Linked DNA regions of Homo sapiens: region 1 is linked to region 2. A link is an interaction called in ENCODE POLR2A ChIA-PET data of the cell type or tissue named here. Cell type or tissue: OCI-LY7. All regions are shown on one strand. Each heading gives the region's core, and the rest is flanking DNA. Links, peaks and the distances in the headings are about the cores only. Region 1 overlaps LOC124907776. Region 2 overlaps LGALSL (galectin like).

Region 1 (12,486 bases), core at 3,070-7,069, 200 kb before region 2:
CTGAACACCTAGTGAAAGATATTTTATGGGGAAACTGTGTTTCTATTTTTTACTTTAAAAAAAAAAACAAACCAAGATTTCACTTTTTAGTGCTGAGTTCTTTGTCATTTTAAGGAAGTAACAAGAAGCCTTCCATATTTTGTGAGGAAGATTTATCCTTGTTAGCATGATAGAAGTTCGCCTGGCAGGTAAGAAATAACACCCAAAACAGGCATTAAACCACTTACTCTCTTATACTTGAGCGATGAGCTGGACTTCCTATTGAAGAACGTTAGGTTGATTTAGCATTATCATTGGATTTTACAGTGTAATATTGAGAGCGAGAAGGATAATAGAACGAATGAGAAGAATAAATTGTTTATTACTGAAATAATAGGGAATAAATGAATGCTTGCAATACAAATATTGTCCAGTATTAACAGGTGCTAGAAGTTGTAGGAAAAAAAATCTTACACGGTTCTACTTCATGGGAACCATAAGGAAGAAAGAAGAGAAAATGTATTTCTTTAACTTACTATATTCTGAAACAATGAAATAATTAGAATACATTTATTTGCTTTTGAGACTTTGATACTTTTTAAAAAGACATCTCCTGTGTGTCTCTCCCTGATTCTATTAACCTCCTCCTGTTACCAGAGGTAACTACTTTCTTGAATTTTTAAATCTATTTTCTATAATTGCATACATATATATATGTAAACTATATATACAGTGTTTTGCATGTTTAAAAATATGTTATATAAATGGTGTTGTATATATTTTATAACTTGCTTTATTTTAGTCAATATTTGTTTTTGAGATAAAGCTTTATATTTTGAGATCAACACACAATACATGGTACCTTTAGTTCTTTTTTTTTTTATTTTAAGTTTTTTTGGCTATAAGTTTATTCAGTGCAAAATAATCCTCTCCAGTTTTACTGAGGTGGCTGACCACGTCCATGACCAAACCCGCCTCTAAACTGGAATTCGGTTGCTGACCCAGCCCCAGCCTCGGCTTTCTTGTTGGCATCAGGGGGCACAGCACTCCGCCTGTAGGTATCTCTGTCTGCTTCCCCTCTTGTGAGTCTTGCAGGTTGCTCACCCCCTAGACCTTTAGGCCGAGGCCTGCCAGCCTCTGGATGACTGTGGTGTAGGGTGGCAGGCACAATCTCCGGGGGCAGATGAAGGTACCAGTAGAAACGTCTCCAGGCAAACTGTTCCTCCATGCAGCCTCAGGACTTGAGAGACTGCATGGCCTTCATGACATGAAGGTTGGGCACCTTCTTGTCTGCCAGCTCTGGGTGCTTAGGCATGTGGACAACCTTCTTTGCCACCATGACTCCCTTCTTAAAAAGGAGTTCATAAACGGGAATCTGGTTCTTCTTAGGCATCAACATCTCCATGGCTGTAGGGTCTGGGGCCAGGGCTGGAAAGACCTTTAGTTCTTTTTAACCACTGTAGTTTTCAAGGGTATCATCTTGAACTTTCAGGTTACTTACAATATTTTGCTATTACAAGCAATACTGCCAAAAAGATTCTTCTCCTATGTCTCCATGGGGATAAAAGCAAGAGTCTCTCTAGATTCTAGACTTAGCCCTTCTCATCCAGAATTCCTTGAGGGAATTAAGCCCCAATCTCTTAAGGTATCTTTGTAGGGTAATGAATTAACTTCTGTAAGTCTGGAATCATTCAAGTGTTGAGCTGGAGCTGGAGATTGATAGCCACTCCTAAGAATGAATGTGCTAATCTCTTCCTAATTCTTGAGTTCAGTTGGGAGGCTTGAAATCAGCCATGGTATGGGTATTTATACCACAGAAATCAGCAAATGCTACAAATAAAAGCTTCCTTCCCTATCCCCCTAGCTGGTTGTTAAACATTTGCTAGCACATCACAGATTTTAACTTTATACCATCCTTGGGAGAACTGAGGAAACAGTCACTTGAATCCTTTTCTGTAGAGCTTATTTTTCTATATGAGAAAGACTGTATGTGGCAGGGTGTGTGCATCTCCAACTTTACTAGACAGTGCCTAATTAGGCTGGGCATGGTGGCTCAGGCTTATAATCCCAGCACTTTGGGAGGCTGAGGCAGGAGGATTACTTGAGCCTAGGAGTTCGAGATCAGCCTAGGCAACATAGTGAGACCCCATCTCTACAAAAACCCATAAAAATTAGCTGGGCATGATGATGTGCACCTGTGGTCCCAGCTATTTGGGAGTCTCAGAGGATCGCTTGAGCCCGGGAGGACAAGGCGCAGTGAGCTGTGTTGGCACCATTGCACTCCAGCCTGGGCAACAGAGCAAGACTGTCACAGAAACAACAAACAAACAAAGAAAATGCCTAATTATCTCCAAAGTGGTCATACCAAATTATATATCCACAAGTTTTATGAGAGTTCCTTTTTATCTGCTTTCTCATCAGTATTTGATATTGGTATACATATAAAACTTTGATTTTTATCAGTTTGATAGCTGTGAAATATCTCTTTATAATTTGCATTTTTCTTTTTTTGTAGAAATGAGGGTCTAGCTATGTTGCCCAGGCTGGTCTTGAACTCCTGGCCTCAAGTGTCCTACCACCTCAGCCTCCCAAAGTGCTGGGATTAGCGGCATGTCCACTGACACAACCTGATTTGCATTTTTCTTTTTACTGATGAAGTTGAGTGCCTATTCCTGTGTTCATTGGACATTTTAGTTTCCTCACCCATTTTTCTATTGGATTTATCTGTCTTTTAAAAGATTGATTCAGAGGAGTTCTTTGTTAATTCTGAATACTAATCTTTTGTTGATTCTATTTCTATGAATCACGTATATCATTTGACAATCTTTAGCTTGCCTTTAACTTGTTTGTAGTGTATTTTATGTAAGAGATGTTTAATTTTAGTGTAATCAAAGCTATTGATATTTTTCTTTATGGTTTGTTCATTGAGTGTTTTGTTTCTTCAATAGTCAGAATCCCTGCAGGAAACAGAATTCTACTGAGATGATTCAACTAAAGAGACACTAGTGAAGGGACATTTTACAGAGATGTGACAAAAGTTGAGGCACAGAAGACAAATAACTGTAGGAAGCTGTTACTATCCTTAAGCCTAAAGGGGAAAGGGGAAGAAATGGTGTTGCTAGAACCTGGTGGGAGTTGGCATCCTGGAGAAGGGGCCACCTGGCAGAAGCTGTAGTTGTGGAGGGATGTGTACTCGCAGGTGAGGGCCCAAAGCAGGAAGGAGCAGGGAAGAAGTACCCCAGCTTCTCCACCTTCTGACCCATTGGTCTCCTTCTGGTACCTTCTTTGTCTGAATCCAGTTGGAAGCTAGTGAGCAAAGGAACTTGGGTGAGGTGGTCCCTAGATGTCAACATTTCAAGGCATGGAGCCAAGCAGAGGCAAGTGGAGAATGAATCTCAGATGAACTACAGTCAGCACATTTTCCTTATCCTAAAGCCATAAACATATTTTCATATATTCTCTCCCAAAAGTTTAAAATTTTGTTTTACCTATTTAGTCTACCTGAAATATATTTTTTTGTAAATATTAGGCACCTAATTTATTTTTCATACAGGTAATCAGGTGGCCCTGAGCTATTTATTTATAATTTTTTTGAGACAGTCTCGCTCTGTCACCTAGGCTGGAGTGCAGTGGTACCAACATAGCTCACTGCCGCCTTGACCTCCTGGACTCAAGCGATCCTCCCACCTCAGCCTCCTGAGAATCTGGAACCACTATGCTCTGCTAAATGTTGGTTTTTTGTTTTGTTTTGTTTTGTTTCTTTTTGAGATGGAGTCTCTCTCTGTTGCCTGGGCTGGAGTGCAGTGGTGCAATCTCGGCTCACTGCAACCTCTGCCTCCCAGGTTCAAGTGATTCTCCTGCCTCAGCCTCCCAAGTAGTTGGGATTACAGGAGCCCGCCACCACGCCTGGCTAATTTTTTTTGTATGTTTAGTAGAGATTGGGTTTCACTATGTTGGCCAGGCTGGTCTCGAACTCCTTACCCCGTGATCCACCCGCCTCGGCCTCCCAGAGTGGTGGGATTACAGGCATGAGCCACCGTGCCCAGCCTGCTCAGCTAATTTTTAAAATTTTTGTAGAGACAGGGTCTCTTCATGTTGCCCAGGCAGGGTTCAAGCGATCCTTCTGCCTCAGCCTCCTGAAGTGCTGCGATTATAGGTGTGAGCCATCGTGCCTGGCCCTGAGCTACTTATTGAATTCTTTCCTTACTGATCTGTAATTTCACTTCAGTCATGTATTACACTTCCATATATATGTGGTTCTGAACTCTCAATTCTGTTCCATTGATCTATTTATCTGTACCTATGTCAACTCTACTCTGCTCTAATTACTAGAGCTTTATAATAAGCTCTGATAGGACATGTCCCCCATCTTGTTCCTTAAGCTTATTACAACTGTGTTTGGCCCTTTTCTATTTCAGATGAATTTTAGGATTCATTTGCCAAGTTCCATTGAAGGAAAATATGGGATTTAAATTTCATGTAATTTGTTGATAAGTTTGGGGGAGAATCTGCATGTATATAGTATTAAGTATTCTTGTCCATTAAATGGTATGGCTCCCCATTAATTTTTATCTTTTCATCTGATGAACTTTTGGAAAGGTGTTTGTCTTCTCACTTTTCATTTTTGGCTGTAATGAGAAAATCGTAATTCTGGAATCTTTATTCTCATTGCTGTTAATTGTTATTAAAACTAAAAGCATGATGTCTCACAGTTTTAAAGGGGCAACAAATCAGAATGGATTGAAAATCAGTATCTGATTAATTAAAAATTTTTTCTACCTTTTTGTAATTTGGGCTTTAGTTTCTTAAAGGAAGCTAAACAGAAATTATGTTGAAATTATCAACATTAGTCCCACAAAAATGATTTTTCCGTAGCCCAGTACTGGATTGTGCTGCACTCTGTGTAAAGAGGCCAAATGAATAGCTCTGCACTCATAGTGAGGGAATCTGGCACTTTTTAAGTGAGATTTTTGACTTGTTGTGACTCTTTCAGATGTATGTTTTCTTTTAAATGAATCATCTTTAAATATATGCATTGTCTGAGCAAGTTCAGGATTGTAAAGTGTACATTTAATTGTAACAGAACAGAACAGCAGTGGGCGTCTGTGCTACAGATGATATTCTTAGGGTATTTGCTGCCATCCACTCTCCTTTCTAAATTTGGTGTTACAGATTCAACTTCTGTTTTTAAAAGGGAAGTTGCAGATAGATCATTCACACTATTATTTTCTCCTTAAAGCTAGCTTCTCTGCCCATGTGAGGAGTTTCCTATAACCTAAACAAGACTTCTCCAAGAAAACCGCTTTGAAACAAATATTACTTAGCAAGATTAAATCTTTTGTTCAATATTTAAAGTATATTTTTGAAAAAACAATTGACTACTTATACAAGTGTACCTAATGTGGTGTTGGTGTCTGAGCTGCTTGCTTTATTTTCTTCCTACTTGACTTTACTCTGCATTTCTGAAATTTTAGATATAAAAATTTAAAAACTAAAAACAAAAAAGAGAAAGAGAACAAAAATTATACATTTTATTTTATTTTCATTCATTCTTTAATTTGTTTTGAGTCAGCTCTGTTGCCTAGGCTGGTGTGCAGTGGTGCGATCTCAGCTCACTGCAACCTCTGCCTCCTGGACTCAAGCAATTCTCATGCCTCAGCCTCCCGAGTAGCTGGGAATACAGGCGTGTGCCACCATGCCCAGCTAATTTTTTTGTATTTTTAGTAGAGACGGGGTTTTGCCATGTTTGCCAGGCTGGTCTCGAACTCCTGGCCGCAAGTGACCTGTCCACCTCAGCCTCCCAAGGTGCTGGGGTTACAGGCATGAACCACCATGCCTGGCTATAAATTTTAAATTGTGTGTGTGTGTGTGTGTGTGTATATATATATATTCCAGTTTAAAGCAAAAGACTAGTATTATTAGACAGGTTGGATAATTTTGAAAACGTCTTGTTTATTCTGGCAACAGGTCTTTAAAAGACAATTCTACATTAGCGACTAAAAGGTAAAGCCTACACAGTCTTGGCAAGTGTTACCTCTCCCCTAGAAAACTAATACAAATTCATGTGGCAAAGGGCTGATTCATTTTTAGTTGTATATTGTGTTTTACACTTAAACTGTATCTTCTGTTCACGTTTATTTTCTAATGATGCCTCATAGCCTAAACTTGGAGGCACTTCCTGGGCACCTATTCACATTAAAGTCTTGATTTTTTTTTTTAACTTCTCTTAAGTAGAATTTTTATAGCTGAGACTTCAAAAAATGGTTTAAATATATTATTTACATTACAAAATTCACCATGCTTAAAAGTCCTCTTTACTTATAAGGCTTAAAGGTACTCAATCCTAGATAGTTTCTACAATAAATATAAGAATATGTAAACCAAAAGATAGAATTTAGTCTAGCCAATCATATAAATTTGCTTGATTTTAAAACATAAAAACATTTAGCATTAGAGTAATACTTTGGAAAAAAAATATTTTTCCTGTCATCACTTTGCCATTTTTTCCTCAGAATTAACAGATAAAATTCTTAACTACTGTCATATTTTTGTATTCCATGAACAAAAGGGTGTGAAGGTGACAGTGTTAAATGCTCATTTGAACCATTCAGGTAGCCATTGGAAAATTTGGATAGATAAGTCTTTTTTTTTTTTTTTTTTTTTGAGACAGAGTTTAACTCTTGTTGCCCAGGCTGGAGTACAATGGCGCGATCTCGGCTTACTGCAACCTCTGCCTCCCGGGTTCAAGAGATTCTCCTGTCTCAGCCTCCTGAGTAGCAGGGATTACAGGCACCCACCACTACGCCTGGCTAATTTTTGCTATTTTTAGTAGAGATGGTTTTTTTTTTTTTTTAATTTATCTTCAGGTTGATGGCCTAAGCATATATTTTGGTTTTCTTCAACCCCTATGTGGCTTTTTTATTTAACCTAAAAATCAAATGCTGCTGTGTTTTAAAATGTTATTTGACTGATACTTTTCATTCTTAAAGTAAGTAGGCAGAGAAGAATCTTCATTAAAAAGTACAGAATGGTGAGATTCTGGCAATAATTTGGTGTTTATCTGCAAGGTTGTTCCCCGTGTAATGATCCTGTTAAAATTAACTCTTAACAGTACATACTTCATGAGAGAAATTTTAGCAGGAAAGATTAACCTCTTGAGTTTTTGAAGCTGGTGTAAGTGCTTCAGCATTCCTCATTGGTCCACTTATTGAGTGATCCCTATTGAATGCCTACTGTGTCAGGCAGTGCTGTAGAGGCTAGAGACAGGGTGGTAAACAAGAATGACTGTGTTATGAACCTTACTGGAAATGAGTGAGGGGCTAGAGGATATGATGAGTTTTATTTCTTTTTTGTTGTGGTGGTTGTGGATTATTAATTCTGTGGGATAAAATATGGTGCTAACAAGGCTAAGCATAGGCAGGATTGGAGTTTTTTGTATAAGAAACAGAATTGTTATTCCATGACCCATGTAGAGAGATGGAGCTAAGCAGCATCCAGTTCCTAGCCCAGCACTACCCTCCTGTTAGTCTCTGCACGTTGACTCTGTATTTCCTGGCTCTGCACCATCTGCTGTTTCTGAGGAGTGTATGCTCTTCTCAAGACGCTCAGCACTCCTGGCTTCCACAGAATGCTTCAGTGAATGTTAGATCCAGACTTTCTTTGACCCTGGAGTCAGCTTGATAAAGAGTTCCATTGGTAGGTCCTTCTCAGATCCTCTGTTTAGTCCTCTATGAAATGTGGGTAGTAGTACCTGCCCTGCCTATGGCACAGGGAAGGTATTATGAAGAGCAAACAAGTGGATCCATATGAAAGCACCTTGTGGCCGGGCGCGGTGGCTCACGCCTGTAATCCCAGCACTTTGGGAGGCCGAGATGGGCAGATCACCTGAAGATGGGAGTTCGAGACCAGCCTGACCAACATGGAGCAACCCCGTCTCTACTAAAAATACAAAATTAACCAGGTGTGGTGGTGCATGCCTGTAATCCCAGCTACTTGGGAGGCTGAGGCAGGAGAATCACTTGAACCCAGGATGCCGGAGGTTGCAGTGAGTCGAGATTGTGCCATTGCACTCCAGCCTGGGCAACAAAGAGCAAGACTACGTCTCAAAAAAAAAAAAAAAAAAAAGCCCCTTGTAAATTGCCTGCTGCTATACAAACTTAGGGGGTAGGGGTATTCCCAGTCTCACAGCTGGGTGACTTGAACCCTAAGGGGTAACAAATCTAGAAGAATATGGATAGAACTGCTCAAGTCCATCTTCTGGACTTAAAAAAATAATTCAAAGAACATATTGAAGAGAGCACATTATCATTATTTGTATTTCTAGTCCTTTCATTTAGAAATATGTGGACATGAACTTGGTTTTATATTCTTCCAGACAAGCTGAGCAGCTTCCAAAGCATTTTATCTCATTTTAGCCCTAAAACTCCTCCATGAGGATATTGACAGTGTAATCACTGTTTCATAGACTCTTAGCTCTAGGGAGGGGCTCTTGAAATCTTTGAGTCCAAGTTCCTTTTTTTGCCAGGTGTCGAAGCAGGCCCAGTGCAGAGGGTCTGATTCGGCCTCCCTGCTCGCTGTGGCTGACGAGCTAGCCCTGAAATCACCTAACTCAACAACCCTGTGCTCTTTTGACGAGAACTGGTGCTGATCCTAAATCCGTGACCAGTCAATTAAGAAACTAAAAAGTCATAGATTTATCATGGTTAAGTAATTAATGTGTACAAGATCTTCAAACTCCTAGTCCAGGACTTTTCCTGTCACCAGGCTGGTTCCTGGGGGCAAGAAAGGTCTGTGCAATTTCTAACATTCATTGAAATTTTCTGTGGAAGCTAGAAGTGTGCTCAGTGCCTTGAGAAGAGTGGGAACTTCTCAAGAATGATGGATGGCTTATAGACAGGAATAAATACATAGTCGATGCGTAGAGGCAATGTGTGTTGTGTAGGGAGCTGGGGATGGGAGATGTTTCTGAGAAGTGACCACCAGTCTTAGTGGAGTAGTGTCCCTACAGGAGGGAACCCTGGAGTTGTCAGAGTCACCAAGAAGGTTCTTTGCATTTTGATAGACTGCACAAGGCTTTTGAAGATTCAGTGGAAAATGGAATAGGAAGGAAGCTGATGCCTAACAGAAGCCATCTTCTCCAGTAATAGTTCGAAGGGACTGACCCCAAGTGCTAGAAAAAAAGGAAATGGTTTTAAAAGCATTTTCTTTAAATATTGCCATGAAGATTGTGTTTCAGGTTTAGATTTACATATTGTCAGATTTTTAAAAGAGAAAAAGGTATATCTTTAACAGACAAGTGAAACCTCCCTCAGAAGGTAAGAAGCAGTCGTTGCAAAGCAGTTCAATGTAACAACATGGAAAGCTTTGCAAAGGGGCCTTCACTGGAGCTGTAGTTCTGCTTTTATGAATTGTGACTTCAGGGAGGAGCAGAAAAAAACCATGACAAAAGCAGGTGGAAGAAGAGATGGAGAAAAGTTTGCAGAAGTAGAGGAGTTCACTTGCTGCTTCAATAGAATTGTTTTAAATTGTTAGTGGCTGAAAAGGACTGAATCTGCCTGTGCCATCTTTGCGAGAGTATTTACTTTTCCAAATCATTGTATCCTCTATTGACTCCTTGCTAATCAGTTAGGTGATGTGACTTCCAGAACTTTATTTTGAAGACTTATTCCAATATTCATTTATCCGAATGATGAGTCCACAGTTAGGATCTCCGTATTTTCCATGAAAAGCTTATTTAGCCTAGCTGGCTCTATACAATTCATTTAATAACTGAAACATTTATCTTTTTTGCCATAAAACCAAGACCAATATTTGCAAGGTATATAGATGGATGATCATTACTGGCATTTCAGGTGGAACCTGAAAGATAAAAATTTAATAAAAGCAAAGGAAAAATGAAATTAAGTTCAAAACCTGTTGTAAAGTCTTTGTTTCTCAGTTTATATACCCAGTTTGCCCCTTGTGTTTTTGGTGTGTGCTAATTAAGTGCCAAAAGTGGCCTTCAGTTAGTGCACTAGTGTACTAGTCTATAAGATGTGAGGGCACAGAAACTTTCAAAGGAGAAGCAGTGAAGTGTAAACTAGTACCCAGAACTACAAAATGATGCCGAGAAGTACTTCTCTGAAATTAAACTCAGGAGCATTTTTAAAATTTACCATCACAGTTCTATACTTATAAAAGAAATGTTTCTTTTCTCCCTAAACAGATATGTTCCTGGTAGTTAAATGTGGATGACTAGCCTAATTTCTTATAACTGTTCTAAAGTTATGTTATATGAAAGTGAGAGGCAGATCTTCTAAATTCTGGATGAGGCCCTCAGAGTAGGATTATTTTAAATGGGATTTTGTTTTGAGACAAGATCTCACCTACATTGGAATGCAGTGGTGTGGTCATTGCTCACTGCAACCTTGAACTCCTGGGCTCAAACAATCCTCCCATCTCAGCCTCCTTAGTAGCTAAGACTATAGGCATGCATCACCATGCAGGGCTGATTTTTTCATTTTTTGTGGCGATGGGGGTGTCGCTATGTTGGCCAGAATGGTCAACTCCTGGCCTCAAGTGATCCTTCTATCTAGGCCTCCCAAATTGCTGGGATTACAGGTGTGAGCCACTGCACCCAGCCCTTAAATGGGCTTTTAAATCTCCCAAAGAGTGAGAACAAAATTTACATATTCACTAAACACTGCTTATTCAATGACATGATTTGAAATAATATTTTATTGAATAAATATTTCAAATCATGTCATTGCATACTGAAGGGAGCTGACTTCAGAAGTGTGGAAAGTGCCTTTCCTTATCCTCATAGACTTGAATTTCTAGGGCTGGGTAGAGATTGCTGTCCTGGCCTATGTGTGGCTCAGCCTTGGGGTAGGGGGTTGCATAAGGGGAGGGAGAGGGTTAACCAGCTGGTGTTAACCACATTGGCAGCTGTTGAAACTGCCAGCTCACTTTAACTTCTTGGTCAAAGATGCCAGATTCTAAAAGTGGGGGAAGTGGGAGCTATTTGTAATGTGTACATTGATAAGATGTTACAGCCTTCAGAGGTATAAAGAGATGGAAACTATTTCACTCCAAAAACGCAGGTTGCTGGTCTCGTTAAGAGCGCAAACCTTTGTTTGAGCAGGTACAGAATACAGACCTTATGGACTTCAGCAGAATCCTGTCTATCCTAGTGACACAAAATTGTCACTTTGACTTAAATCCTGTTATTTTATACAGAAACACTGCATTTGGTGTAATCTATTTGCTAGAAAATATCCAAGTGTCACAAAAGTTCTGCAAGTGTAACTTCCTGCTTACTTTAATTCAAGAATAGCAGTTTAAATTCACAAATAGCAGTTTAAATTCACCTTAAATTCAACAGAGCTAATGCCTCTGGCCTCCTCTACAAAGATATCACAGGAAGAGATTATTGCAGCTTCTATTTCAATGGCTTTTCCTTAAAGTGAGCACTGAAAGTATAAGTGAGTGGGTGGTTAGGAAACTGTTAGTAGTTAATGCCCTCTCTAAACTGCAGAACTCTGGAAATGAAAAATATCTTCGCTTCACAGCAAAATGTTTGAATGTTATGCCACTCAGGCGCAAACTGAGCAAGACCTGCAGAGGGCCGGTGAGCACAGCTTCCATAATATGTCATTTTGAATGCCATTATAATGAGACTTTGCAAAGATATCCACAAATAATTAGCTTTTGGCTTAGGTTATACTGTATAAGACTTTAATTATACTGAGGGTCCAGTAAAAACCTTTTCCATCCTCCTTAAAGATAAAACAAGAAGCGTTGTCTCCTCTATCAACATTTCAGCACAAGTTTAATTTCGATGAGATCATCAATTTGATTGATAACAAATCATTACAGAACAGTTTAAACAAGTCTAAATTTCTCTTGATGTTAACGACTTACAATCGCCTTTATGTTAGGTCTTAAAGCTTTATTATTCTTAAATACAACTAGTATAGTGGACCATTAAACTCCAAAGTGATCTGAAATGATATTGATTGGGGTGGCAGCCAAAATTTTAAGGTGCCTGCCTGCATTGCCTTTTACATCTTGACGCTGAATGCACGTGTAATTTTTAAAATAATCATTAATTTTCCAGTGGAACCATCTATCTGGCCTCTTTCCCTAGTGCTCTTAAATTCTCACCATTTGGGCATACACACATTCTCTTCCAACTAGTATAAATTTCCCTGGTAAATTTAAGTAGTTCCAAGCATAAGCTTACTCCACGGGAGGGAAAGGCTATCAATGTGAAACTTGTGGGCAGAGGACTGCGCCTCCGACCTGGCTGCGTCTCCTAGCTTGGCTTCCCTCCTGCCGGGTCTGCACCGAGCCCCGGCCGGCCCCGAAGGATGCAACTCGTTCGGTCCGGCTCCCAAAGTGCCGTGGACTTGGTGACCCACTTCTCGTGTCGGGCTGAGGCCACGCGGGCAAGGGACTTTTTCTGTCCCCGGCTCACGGCTGGAGCCCCCATCCTGCCGTTCGGACCAGTGCGGGCCTCGGAGGAGT
Region 2 (12,486 bases), core at 7,374-11,373:
GATGAGAAAAATGAGGCTCAGACTTGTCAAAACTTATGCAAGGAGGCCATGTAGCTGGTAAGTGGCAAGATTTGAATCCTAATGTGTCTGTCTTCATGTTCTTTTCCTTTGCACAGCGTCTCTGAGTGGAGAGGCACTGACTTCACTCAAAACCACCGCCTGATATGAAGAAGGCACCCCGATTGCACAGCCAATGACATTTGGAGTCCCAGATGATTTTATTACCGAGGAGGGAGGAAAGCCAAAAGCTGGTTTTCTCTTTGACTATGTAAGGAGCTGGTTGTCCTGCTAGAGTCTACAGAAGTGATTTCATTTGGAAGGTCCTTTCACCTACGAGGAGCTCCAACGGTGGCATGAGAATGCTTTAGTGTGCTGTTCCTTTCAGCTTCTATGTCCATTGAGTTATGAGACTCTCTTACTCCTTTGTCATGTTTCCCCCTCTCTCCTACCCCCAACTCTCAGATATGCAGAGAATGTCTGTGAAAAGGAGAATGGAAAAATTCCTCAGTAAATTGGAAGAACTCAAAAGGCCAAGTAGCCTCTCAAAAGGGCCCCCCGCCACTCTGCCCCCAAGCAGTAGCCAGGACCCATTCAGGTGCTTGGTTATTACTCCATCTGCCCTTTAACTCATAGCAAAGATTGCAAATTGGCAGCTAGTATGCCAGATCAAGGGCCATATTAATCCACATAGTTAAAATTATTTTCACATGTAACATTTAATAGATATTGGCTTTTCTTTTAAAAGAAAATCCAGAAGCTTTGGCAATAAAGGGCTCACATTTATTTATGGCAACAATGGCTAGGTCTGGGTGGCAGCTGCCCATGTGGCCCATTTTGCTTCTTTAATATCACATGTTTTCCCCTTGTAGGCATTTGAATCTGAGCCCTTTGATGCAGGCTACTAATGGATTTTGCTACCTCAGTCTATCTTCCTATCCAATTCCATTAAAACCAAACATCAAACTTGAAGACAAGGAAAACTCACACATTTTCTGAGTAGTTACATTTCTCTTTGAACTGAAAAAAAAATTGAGTACTTTTCTCAAAAACATTTATGTTTGTTTGAGGTTCCCAATAAGAACTGATTTTCTACCCTCTACCATAATTTTAGGAAGACTTTGTCATCGTATTTCATAAGTGGAATTTTGCTATTTTCAATCCACTAGGAATTTCTGGGTTCTTCATGCTCTCTTTGTTATAGTTTACTCTGAGGATCTGGATGTACAAGTGAAGACATTCTATAGAAAACACTAATCCCAGGCAACAGTAGTAGGGGGTGGGGGTTGTAATACTAGGGAAACATAATAGCCATGAACAGCATTTCTCTGGCTCCACTGTCATTTACCTTCTAGGAATTCTACAACCACTCAAATAATTCTGAGAATTTGCAAGAATTAGCCATCTGTGTAGCTGGTCTCCAAGATGTCTCCCAACAGTTTCCCTTCCTGGTATATTCATACCTTGTGTAGTTCCTGCTCACATTGGATAGGGCTAACCTATGTAAGAAATGGGATATTGTGGAAGGGTGGCCTCTGAGGCTAGGGCATCAAAGACATTGCAGCTTCTACCTTGTTCACTCTTGTATCAGTCCCTAAAGGGAACACAGCTGCCACGTTGTGACTACACTCAGGCAGTTCTGTGGAGAATTTCGTGCGGCTAACAGCTATGTGAATGAGCCACGTTGAAAAGTGAATCCGCTAGCCCCAATCAAGGCTTCAAGTGACTGCAGCTCTGGCTGATAGCTTAACTGTATATAACCTGAGAGACCCTGAGTTAGAACTATGTAGCTAAGCTGTTCCCAGTTTCCTGACAGAAACTCTGTGAGATCTTAACTGTTTGTTATCATTTTAAGCCTCTAAATTTTGGAATAATTTTTTGCACAGTGATATATAATGAATACCACATCTTGGCTACCATTCATTCATTCAACAAACATTTATTTTTTTTTTTTTGTAGGTGATGGAAGGGACTGTGTTTTGCTGTATTGCCCAGGCTGGTCTTGAACTCCTGGCCCCAAGTGATCCTCCCATTTCCACCTCCCAAAGTGTTGGGATTACAGGCATGAGCCACCGTGTCTGGCTTATTTGTTATGTATTATGTGTTAAACATCATGCTAGGTGCTCAGGATGCAGTAGAATAAGAGTAGTATGGTACCTGCCCTGGTGGAAATTATTATCTAATGGGAGAGATGGATATTAAGCAAGCATACAGAGAAGACAACATTGAGAGGAAAGGGGAACTCTTTAGGATAAAGGTGGGGAAGTTGAAAAGGAGACATTAAACCTGAGTCCTGAGACTGGAAAGCACCAGGAGGTGCCTGGCCTTTTTCCTTCTCACCTGTCTTGGTGTTTTCACTTTTTGCTGCCTTGAGTTCCTCTGGACTTGAGGCCGGGTGTTAAAGAAACTAACAAATGAAATGATAGAGAAATCCTACTTTTCTTAGGGGCAAATCTCCCCTGTGGTGGAAAATGGCCCATGCAGGATGAATGCTTTAAAAAGCCCCCAGGAGAGCGTGTAGTGGCCAAATAGCTCTGCATAAGGAAGGGAGCCAGGGGATATTTAGAAGCTGCCTAAAAGAGGGTCCTGAGAGGGAATAGAAGCTAAGAGAGACTTGGAAGAGAAAAAAAAAGTCTAACAGGGATTTTTATGCCCTAGTTTTTTGGGTGGTATGTGATAAAATGCACTTCTTCCCACAAAATAGTAAAATTCCTTGCTCCCTAATGCTTTCTGGAGTAGGTTTGCTTCTTGAGGATTCAGCAAAGCGCCACATCCTTCTTCTGGGTTGGCTTCAGGTGAACCCAAGGCTTGTTCATAGGAGACCAGCCACCTATGGTTTGGACATAAAAATGGAAATAAATGCTCCTGATCGTCACTAGATTTCCAAAATAGACAGCTATACTCCTGATGCTCGATGATGGCATCGCTGTCACTGCTGACAGCTGTACAGAGGTTGTTAAAAGCAGGCCTGAGTAGGTACTGATGCATGTGCCAACACCACTGCCCAGCACTATGCAGAGCATTTACACACTGCTTGGGAAATGCAGGCTGGCTGCAAGACTGAATGAGGAAAGCTGCCCATCTGCCACTACCTTCCCCTTTTGTGCTCCAGGGAGTGAGGTTCATGAGGAAGCAGGGGGTTTATGGCCATGTCCTTGTTCTAGCACCCAAGTGTGGCTCCACTGAGCGGGGCCTGGGACCACAGAGTTGCCACTTCCTTCTCAACTTGCCTGTCTTCCTGCATCGAACCGCCTGAGCACTTCTTCCCTTAGGATGACTTCTTTACCAGGAGCACCTGTGTGTTGTATACAACTAGGCCTCCACTAGCCTTTAGAAAGCACCTAGCCTTTCCTGAACTTGAGGTCGAACATGACTTGGGTTTAAATAAGGAACTTCTGCAGCCCCTGGTGTTCTCTGTGTGTCCAGACCAAACATAAGCCCAGCAGCTCGTGATGTTCCACACCCACACTTCCAGTACAGTAGACGCTAGCCCCATGTGGCCACTTATAGTTAAACTGATTAAAATGACATACAATGGAAAATTCAGTTCCTTAGTCACTCTAATGCTCAATTAAATATGGCTAGTAGCCATTGTACTGGACAGTGGAGATTATAGTACATTTCCAACACCACAGAAAGTTTTAGTGGATAATGCTGTGTCTAGAGCCAGAGCTCATAGAATGAATTCTGCTGTCAAGGAACTGGCTACCATGATTAAACAAGAAAACCGTCCACTCAGGATAAACAGTGGAAGCCCGTCTCACCCACGGGCTAGATACAAAAGTCAACAGATCTTTGTTTCTTTGGCTGAGGAAAGATTTGGCTTGTGGTTAGTGGCTGTGCATAAGAAATACTGACAGTATCTTTGTACACTGGCGTAACACTGCAGGGAGCTAGAAGGCTTAACTATGAGAGACCCAGGAAGCAGAACCAACTGAAGGCACATTTGAATCACATCCCCATTCTTCGGCTCCTTTTTCTTTCAATGGGATGACAGGTGGAATTGTCCCTGTGGTATTTATTTATTGATTTATTTGAGACAGAGTCTTGCTCTGTCACCCAGGCTGGAGTACAGGAATGCTATCAGCTCACTGCAGCCTCAAACTCCTGGGCTCAATCAATTCTCCTGTCTCAGCTTCCCAGGTAGCTGGGATTACAGGCACGTGCCACCACATCTAGATAATTTATTTATTTTTATTTTTATTTTTAAAGACAGGGTCCTGCTATGTTGGCCAGGCTGGTCTCCAATTCCTGGCCTCAAGTGATCCTCCTGCCTTGGCCCCTCAAAGCTCTGGGATTAAAGCATGAGCCATGGCACCCATGTATAGTGTTTAAACAGTTTTTTGCTTTGTTCTATATTTTGGTGATAAATGCATGGAGCTGAAGTTTGAGTACATTCAATGCATGTATGCTGTGATTCCTTGTAGATAGTCCACAAAGCAGGCCTTTCTTTGCTCCAGGCTTCGTTTAAGGAAGGGTATGCTCTCTACCAGAGACCCATGTGTTTTGTAATTAAAGAACATAAATTTCCTCCCTGAACTCTTTTCTTGGGAGGCTAGAATTTCAACGACATCATTGAGCATTAGGAAACACAACCCTGGCCCCATAGATCAAACCTGAAGTTAGTATATACTGATGAGTTTTGTGCCTGTACACATGCAAAGGGGATTTAGGTCCTTAGAAACATGGCTAAAGTCCTTTAGACCAGGGGTCCCCAACCCCCAGCCGTGGACTGGTACTAGTTGGTGGCCTGATAGGAACCAGGCCACACAGTAGGAGGTGAATGGTGAACGAATGAGCGAAGCTTCATCTGTATTTACAGTTGCTCTCCATTGCTTGCATTACCGCCTTAGATACCTCCAGTCAGACCAGCAGTGGCAATAGATTCTCATAGGTGCGTGGACCCTATTGTGAACTGCTCATGTGAGGGATCTAGGTTGTATACTCCATATGAGAATCTAATACCTGGTGATCTTTCACTGTCTCCCATCACCCCCAGATGGGACTGTCTGGTTGCAGGAAAACAAGTGCAGGGCTCCCACTGATTCTACATTATGTTGAGTTGTATAATTATTTCATAATATATTACAATGTAATAATAATAGAAATAAAGTGCACAATAAATGTGATGTGCTTGAATCATCCCAAAACAATCCCCCCTCCTCGCTGTCTGTGGAAAAATTGCCTTCCACAAAATCAGTCTCTGGTGCCAAAAAGGTTGGAGACCATTGCTTTAGACCCTCCCCACCTACCCCCATCACCCAAGACATGGCAAGCTGTATCCTCCCCAACCTTCTGTAGCTTGCTATGTTCTGCCTTCTCAGGCTGACTCTAATTATCTATCGACATTCATGTTTACATGTATTTTGTATGTACACATCTTGTCTTTCCAGCTAAATCATAAATTCTTTAAGAGTAAATGGTAGGTGTCTTTTCCCTGTTTGGTACCCCACAGTGTCTAATATGCCTTCAGATACAGTGCTTCTTTCACATCTAGCTGCATTGGCACCAGTTATGAGTAATTCTCTCATAGGAGAGAGAAACGATGGCTATGAATTAACCAGACAGATATGTTTTTAAAGCACAACCTATATAAAAAGGACAGTATTTGCCCTTTCAAGTTAGGAGGTTGAATTTTTTTAAAATTATATACTTAATTCTCAAGGATTGAAGGGGACTCTCAAGTCAAGGATTTACATCATTTACAAAACCAAAAAGAAAGTTAGTTGCCTTAAAACAAACCAACCTGTGAGGTGACCTCGGTGTCGACTTTAATCAGAGACTTATGAGAGCAGATCTATTTCCAACGTCTTCTAATAAAAAACTGTGGTCTTGTGCTCCATAGTGTGTATGATTTTTTAAATCTGAGGATTTAAAAAATGTGTGATACATGGTTAATTAGAATCTTAGAGTAACAGACCACACTACTCCATGAAGATTCTCATTTAAATAAATGTTTTCAGCAGTTTCTCATCATTTGGGGCATCTCTTCCTTATTCACTTTTTATTATAATACTAAACACCATTTTACGCTGGGCTAAAGGTCGTTGTTATTGCATTAGGAGAAATCTGTGCTCTCTAATATTGGAACAGCTGCAATAATTTAGAGTAAAAAAATCCCTAAGTATATTTTACAAATGCTATTCTAAATATTGCCTAATACACTGCTAATTTTGGCTAGATTTTAAATAAAATGATAATTCAGTGAAATTATATGTAAGGCACATTCTGGTGAATTAGAGCATAGTCTTAAGGATTAGCAGTTTTTACACTGTTTCTTTATAAAACTGTGGAGGATTATTATAGAAATTGGTGTCATGATTATTTTAAACTCTGGCTTTATTAGCTGTAAGAAATGCCTTACTCCTGCATGACCTGCTGTCACCTCTGGCTCTCCAAGCTCACCATAACAAGTGGCATTGCAGTCCTTATTTCCCACAGGAGGTCAGTTTAGGCTGGAGGTTTAAAGCACCAACCTGAGCACACATCACAAATCCAGGAGGCATGGGTGCCCCCTTCCCAACTCCTCGTTGTCACCAGAGACTCACCACTTTGATTCCTCCTGTTCCCATCCCAGCTGTTTAGGTAAGCTTTGATAATTTGCATCTGTCTTTTTAGAATTAATAATAGAATACTGACAGAAAGGGATGTGTTGGGGTTATTAGCAAACATTTGTTATTGTTCTGACTCATGAAAGCTTGGAAGGCCCCCAAAACCCCACATCATCCCCAAGGCCTGTGGTTGGCTTGCAGCTTCCCAGGGCCTATTATTTAGGGACTGTCTGTGTTGTCCTATCAAACAATGATGCCTCCTCACCCTGTGTTTGCTCAACCAGTCACCATCTTTCCCTGGGAGATGGAAGGGCGTATCAAAGCAAGAGAGTCAGTGGCTATTTCTTCCTCTGCTCTCTAGGTTGGGTATTGTTTCTGTACCTTAGATACACCCATTTTAATTAATTATGAAGTCTATGTTTTGCAAGGCAGGTCTCTGCCTTATGCAGAAGACTTTTTTTTTTTTTTTTAGTGAAAAATCATTTTGAAATTAACCTGGTGATTTGGAAGCAAGTGGCTCGAGGCAACCATTCAGCATTATGTACACACTCAGTTGCATTTTCCCGTGAAAGGAAGCCTTTAAATTCATTTCTACAGTGCCATGAAAGCTCACTTGGGCCACTGCTACTTGCCCTTTGCCTCTTTACAAGCTGTAAGCCACCACGTGGATTTGCATCAGAGAAAACTGAGTTCCACCTTGACAATTCTTCAGTGACTAACTAATTGAAATGCTTACCAAGAAGGAAGACAGGCCTCCCCCAGAACTTTAACCTTTCTAGGAGAAATCGCTATTTAAAATAGGCGTCAGAGTGTCACCTAGGTCCCAAACCAACCCAAAGAAGGAGGATTTTTACAAGACTCATTTGAAAGGCAAACTTTCTTTTACACAGTGTTTTATTTTTGAGGTAGAGGCAGAAGTGAGCAAATGAAATGATAGAGAAATCCTAGAGAAGAGAAAGTTAAGTCAGGGACAATGGCACATAGTTGTAATGTTGTAATGATAGTTGCAGGATCTTGGCACAGAAGGATGTGCCTGTGTTGAAATGCAGTTTTCACAGAATGATATCCATAGATTGGAATCTAGAGGGCTGTGCAACCCAACAGTTAGGAGTTCCCAAAGGCAGGTTACTTAATCTAAGATTCAAGAGACCCAGGACCACCTATACCATCCAGGGTGCTTCTTGCTTTTTTTTTGTTTTGTTTTGTTTTTTTTTTTGAGACAGAGTCTTGCTCTGTCATTGCAGGCTGGAGTGCAGTGGCATGATCATGGCCCACTGCACCTCAACTTTCCTAGCTCCATCGATTTTCCCTGATCAGCCTCTTGAGTAGCTGGGACTGTAGGCATATGTTGCCACACCTTTTTTTTTTAATTGAGATGGGGTCCCCCTAAGTTGCTAAGGCTGGTCTCAAATTCCTGGTCTCACATGATCCTCTGGCCTTGGCCTCCCAAAGTACAGGGATTACAGGCATGAGCCACCACACCTGGCCCAGGGTGGTTTTGAAAATACAAACCTCTGGGCCCTACTCCAGACCTGGTGAAACAGAAATCTCCTGGGGACTCGGGGAAGGGGAGAGCTATCTGCCTGTTAATCACACTGAAGTTTAAAGCCACCAGAGACCTTTGTCTTTTATACTCCAAGTGACACAGCTCAATAAATACCTGTTGAATGAATGAAGGCCTTAAGGAATCGTGGCACTCAAAGCTCCAATTATGGATATATTTTTTAGGCCATCTAATCCAAAATGCTGTCATAACGTAAGTAAAATGTGACATCCCCTAAGGGGCATTCCCAGCCAGGCTAGCGAGCAAGGGAAGCTCTCCTATCTTTTGTCCAACAGCCTCAGCAAGTTGTCCCTACCTTAACAGGCCTCATCTGCCAGTACTTAACTGCAAAAGCTGTGACAGAGGAACCAGCAAACCAGCCTCCCAATGCTGCACCCTAAAAAAAAATGGGATCAATAAAATTAAGGTATAAATAGGGCCCTAGATCTAGCATGTGAGTAAATCTGTCACCCAGCAATGATTGAAGCTGGGCAAACTTCTATAAGCCATACAGTTTTATCTGTAGGCTGAATAGCCAAGACATTAAATTTCTTCCCTAATCATTCAAACCACAGGAAAGAGAAGGCAAGAGAAATGCAATCTTGTTTTTGTATCTACATTGTGCTAAGATTATATTTGCTGATTAAAAACCCACTGCATCTTTCAACATCTGAATGGATTAACTGTAGTATATCTATGCAATGGAATGCAATAAAAACTATTGATATACACATGAATGACTCTCAAATGCATTATGCAAATTGAGAAGCCAGCTCTAAAAGATTACATGTTATACGATTGTTTTTATGACATTCAGAAAAATGCAAAACTATGGGGAGGGAGAATGGATCTGTGGACGCCTAATTAGGGTTAGGAACGGGGGACGAATTTATCTGCAAAGGAGTAGCACAAAGGAATTTTTTGAGATGATGAAATGATCCCGCATTCTGATTAAGATGGTAGTTACATGACTATATGTATATGTTAAAACTCAGAACTTTATACCAAAAGAGTGAATTTGCTGTATGCAAATTATATTTTAAAAGAACCCACTGCATTTACCATTCACAATGTAAGTTATTAGGTCTCTGAGGGCCCCAAGAGACTTTTCTTCTGTTTATCAGTGTGGGGAATGCAGGAAAAAGTTATCTTGAGGCATAAGTGTGAAAGTGAGGAATCACTGCTATGCCACGTGGTCTATGCTAAGTACTCTATACCTGGCGCCAAATGTAGCATGTTATAAACTGGAAACTGTTTTGTAGAAAATTCCTTTATTATAGTGCAAATTACTTTCAGCAGTGACATAATGTAACAACACATTTAGCAACATTTTACACCACACAGTAAATAAGAAAGTGTTTCTTTGAAAATATGTCATCATAGGAACATTATTTCTACATTAATGCCAGAAAATGCCAAGGCCGTTTATCTCAAGGCAAACAGGGCTCCCTCCTTCCTTTTGGGTATTTTCTTTTTAACACAAATGAAATGACTTGCCATTTTAACAAATCCTCAATTCTAAAAGTGATCTCTCAGGGGGCTTTGAACTAAGGTCGGCAAGATTTGAAATGGGGCTTCAAAATTTTAAATAATAATTTTAAAATACTTCTGGAATAGCCCAAAAAGTAGAAGTCACTTCTATTAAGTTTTAAGTAGATATACACACTCACTCCAATTTTACTGTAGAAATGGACAGATTGTCTAAAGCCTGCTTTCTATTCCCCCAGAGCCTGATTGTTATTTATACTCCTTGGTTTTGGTTATTGCAGAACTAGGGCTCTGGTCAGAAATAACACCTTACATACCCGAATACTTTCCTGTGGAAGCTTTACATTGCATTTTCCATCCTGAAATTCTCACCTTAGACCTTACAGGCCCAGGAGAGGGTGTGAATATTGTTTTCAGTTTACAGCTAAAGCCCCTTACTAATTTGGGCTATACCTGAATCAAATCATCACATCATTTAGATTAATCCCAATAGGCTTATCCAAGCGGTTCCCACTAACCTCACAGAGAAACAAACAGTTAACATTGTATTTTCACACTAAGCTGCCTAAGGGCTTGGCTGCTAATGAGTTAGCTGATAGGTAGACAGAATAAGCGTGTCAATTCCAATCAGTACACGCCCTGCTCCTCTAGTTTCTGCTGAATTATGCAGTGGGTGGGAATGGTTGGCCACTCAAAACAGTCTTCCTATGGGGCTCTTCCACCATAAGTTGGATCAAAACTCCACAAATGTATTTCAAGGTGCCCTTTAAGTCTCTCAAATTTAGGGACTTTTAAGTGACAAGCCATGAGAAGTTAATCACAGGCTTGAAAATACCTGGAACCACAGAACAGCCCCCACGGAACAGGCTGAATATGGTTAAATAAGTTGGCTGGTACATAAAGCTTTTCAATGTACAGCCAGTCTTGTTGGATACAGTGTCTTCTTATATAATACAATGGAACTGTGCTAAACAGTTTCAAAGTTGAGAAGAATCCAAATGTATCACCTATAAAAAATTCATAATTTTAGTTTATTTTAGACTTTGGTACTGAAACACTGTCTACATTCTTGACACTTGAAAATGACATGGTCACTTCAGTGCCTCTGCATGTTGTGTAAAAAAAAAAAAAAAACTCAAAAAAGGAAAGCAGGACAAGGATGTGTCATTACAAGACACAGTATGCTGTACAAACAAAACCTAAATTATATATAAATACACCCCCACCCCAGAACCCTGTCTTCCCTCACTACCTGATCAAAGCAATGCCAAGGGTCCCTCCCTCCAGGGCCAATGTAGCTTTTAAAGTCCAGAACCCAGGACTTTAAGCATCCCTTGCCTTGCGGTGACGTTTACAGTACTGCAACCTCCTGTTGGAGTCACCTGTTTGATCAGTTCCGTAAGTGCAGGGTAACACCTACAGCTTAATTGGAAGCATTCACTCTACTGGCTGGATTCAAAGACCTGGAGTCCTGGGAGTTAACCTTTCAGATAAACTAACTGGATCATTTCCTAATCTGGATCCTATCTAATCCTACTATCTCCTCAGAGCCAACACAGTAGGAAGCATCTTCTACTCTGAAGCTTCCAAAGGCATTACTTAGGGATATTGGTGAGGGTCACATAAGAAAAGTTATACAATGAGCTAACAGCTTAAGTTGATATAAATTACTTCCAAGTAAGTTATTCAGGGCCGTTTGCTTCTGCTTTACACTGCATTCCACAGTCATTTTCATATTATTCTTTTAAAAGTTTATACTATAGTCACTTTAAAAATTGTCTAAGCAATCACCTCTTTGTGTTTTTGATTAATAACAACTTAATGAGCTATTATATAAATCAAGAGAGAAATAATTAGTCTTAAGGAAGCCAATAATGTGCTAATTCCCAGTAAGGAGAAAAAGCAATGTAAATAGAATTTTACATAACCAACAATAACTTGGAAAGCAGTTTTATCAAAATGGTTTTGCAAAGGTTTCCCAAAAGCACTTACAGCAGTTTATATCAAGAGATCCTAAGTTTAGGGGTATGGAGAATCTCAATTCTTTAAAGCAGAAATTCACCTGTTTCATAATTGTAATATGTAATTTTCTCCCCTTGGACCTAAGATATTTATACATTCAAAAGTTTACAACTTGCTGTTCTTGAGACATTGTTCATTCTTTAATACATACATTGAGTATAAATAAATAACTACAAGAAAGCTTCAACAATCTGAATTAACATTATGCTGTGCAAAACAAAAACAAAAACAAAAACAAAAAACAAAAAAAAAGTCAAACCTTGAACAACCTACATTCTATGTAAATACCCTGACTAAAATATTGGTTGTGCTACACAATTCCACTTTAGTGCAGAAATGCATTGATTTCACTGTACCGTTGTTGTTGGCTTTTTAAGTGTCTTTAGCACTTCTGTTTCTAAGCATTGCCTTGCTTTGAAAAGATGAATAATTTGCTACCAAATCACAAATCATCACAAATCCATTTTAGTTTGGTCTGAATAAAATCCAGCATAAATGTATTATTTTATTCTGGGTATAATGGCTCGGTGTCTTTGTCCCAACAGCTTTCTTCTTAAGGGCAAACCACCCTTAAGTGAAACTTGCCATTTGTTTTTGTTTTCTTTTTAAGTCTCCAGATCTTGCTAGGACACTTCTTCCAGACCAACAGTCAGATAGTTGTGGCACGTGATCCTATTTGAAATAGAGGTGGTTTAAATCAGCCAAGCTTGGTGATCTGGAGGTCTCCATTTATCTTTATGGTGTCAATTGCAGATAACGTTTGAATGCGATGGTAAAAATCAAAAAGTTGGTGTCCATCCACAAACACTCGGAAACGTGGGTGCTCACAAAGAATTTCCACCTGGAAGAAACAAAATAATAATCCACAATTTCAATGAACGCTAC

Evidence for each region. ChIA-PET counts read pairs that join two places held together with the same protein. Peaks named below come from ENCODE experiments on the same cell type or tissue, not always from the same donor. Only the 100,000 strongest peaks of a DNase experiment are listed, where the experiment ranks them.
Region 1: POLR2A ChIA-PET joins it to region 2 with 6 read pairs; 3 of 35 experiments call an interaction of 5 or more read pairs at or near these places.

Annotation. Positions count from the first base shown.
Region 1 is chr2:64,654,500-64,666,985 of GRCh38, reverse strand. It overlaps LOC124907776, which reads right to left. Exons shown (of 1, transcript XM_047446580.1): 1 at 11,763-12,486. The coding sequence ends at 12,275. It also overlaps the pseudogene RPS10P9. Among named protein-coding and RNA genes, the nearest start is that of SERTAD2, 6.8 kb to the right of the region's middle. RefSeq lists silencers at 7,462-7,511, 12,440-12,486 and an enhancer at 11,499-11,658. In OCI-LY7, for the core only: CTCF peaks have their summits at 4,867 and 5,066; a DNase peak (open chromatin) is centred at 5,125; H3K4me3 peaks cover 2,113 bases; H3K27ac peaks cover 4,000 bases.
Region 2 is chr2:64,458,241-64,470,726 of GRCh38, reverse strand. LGALSL (galectin like) reads right to left here. Exons shown (of 5, transcript NM_014181.3): 5 at 9,346-12,442. The coding sequence ends at 12,299. Among named protein-coding and RNA genes, the nearest start is that of LGALSL-DT, 9.6 kb to the right of the region's middle. In OCI-LY7, for the core only: no CTCF peak of the experiment used is centred there; no DNase peak of the experiment used is centred there.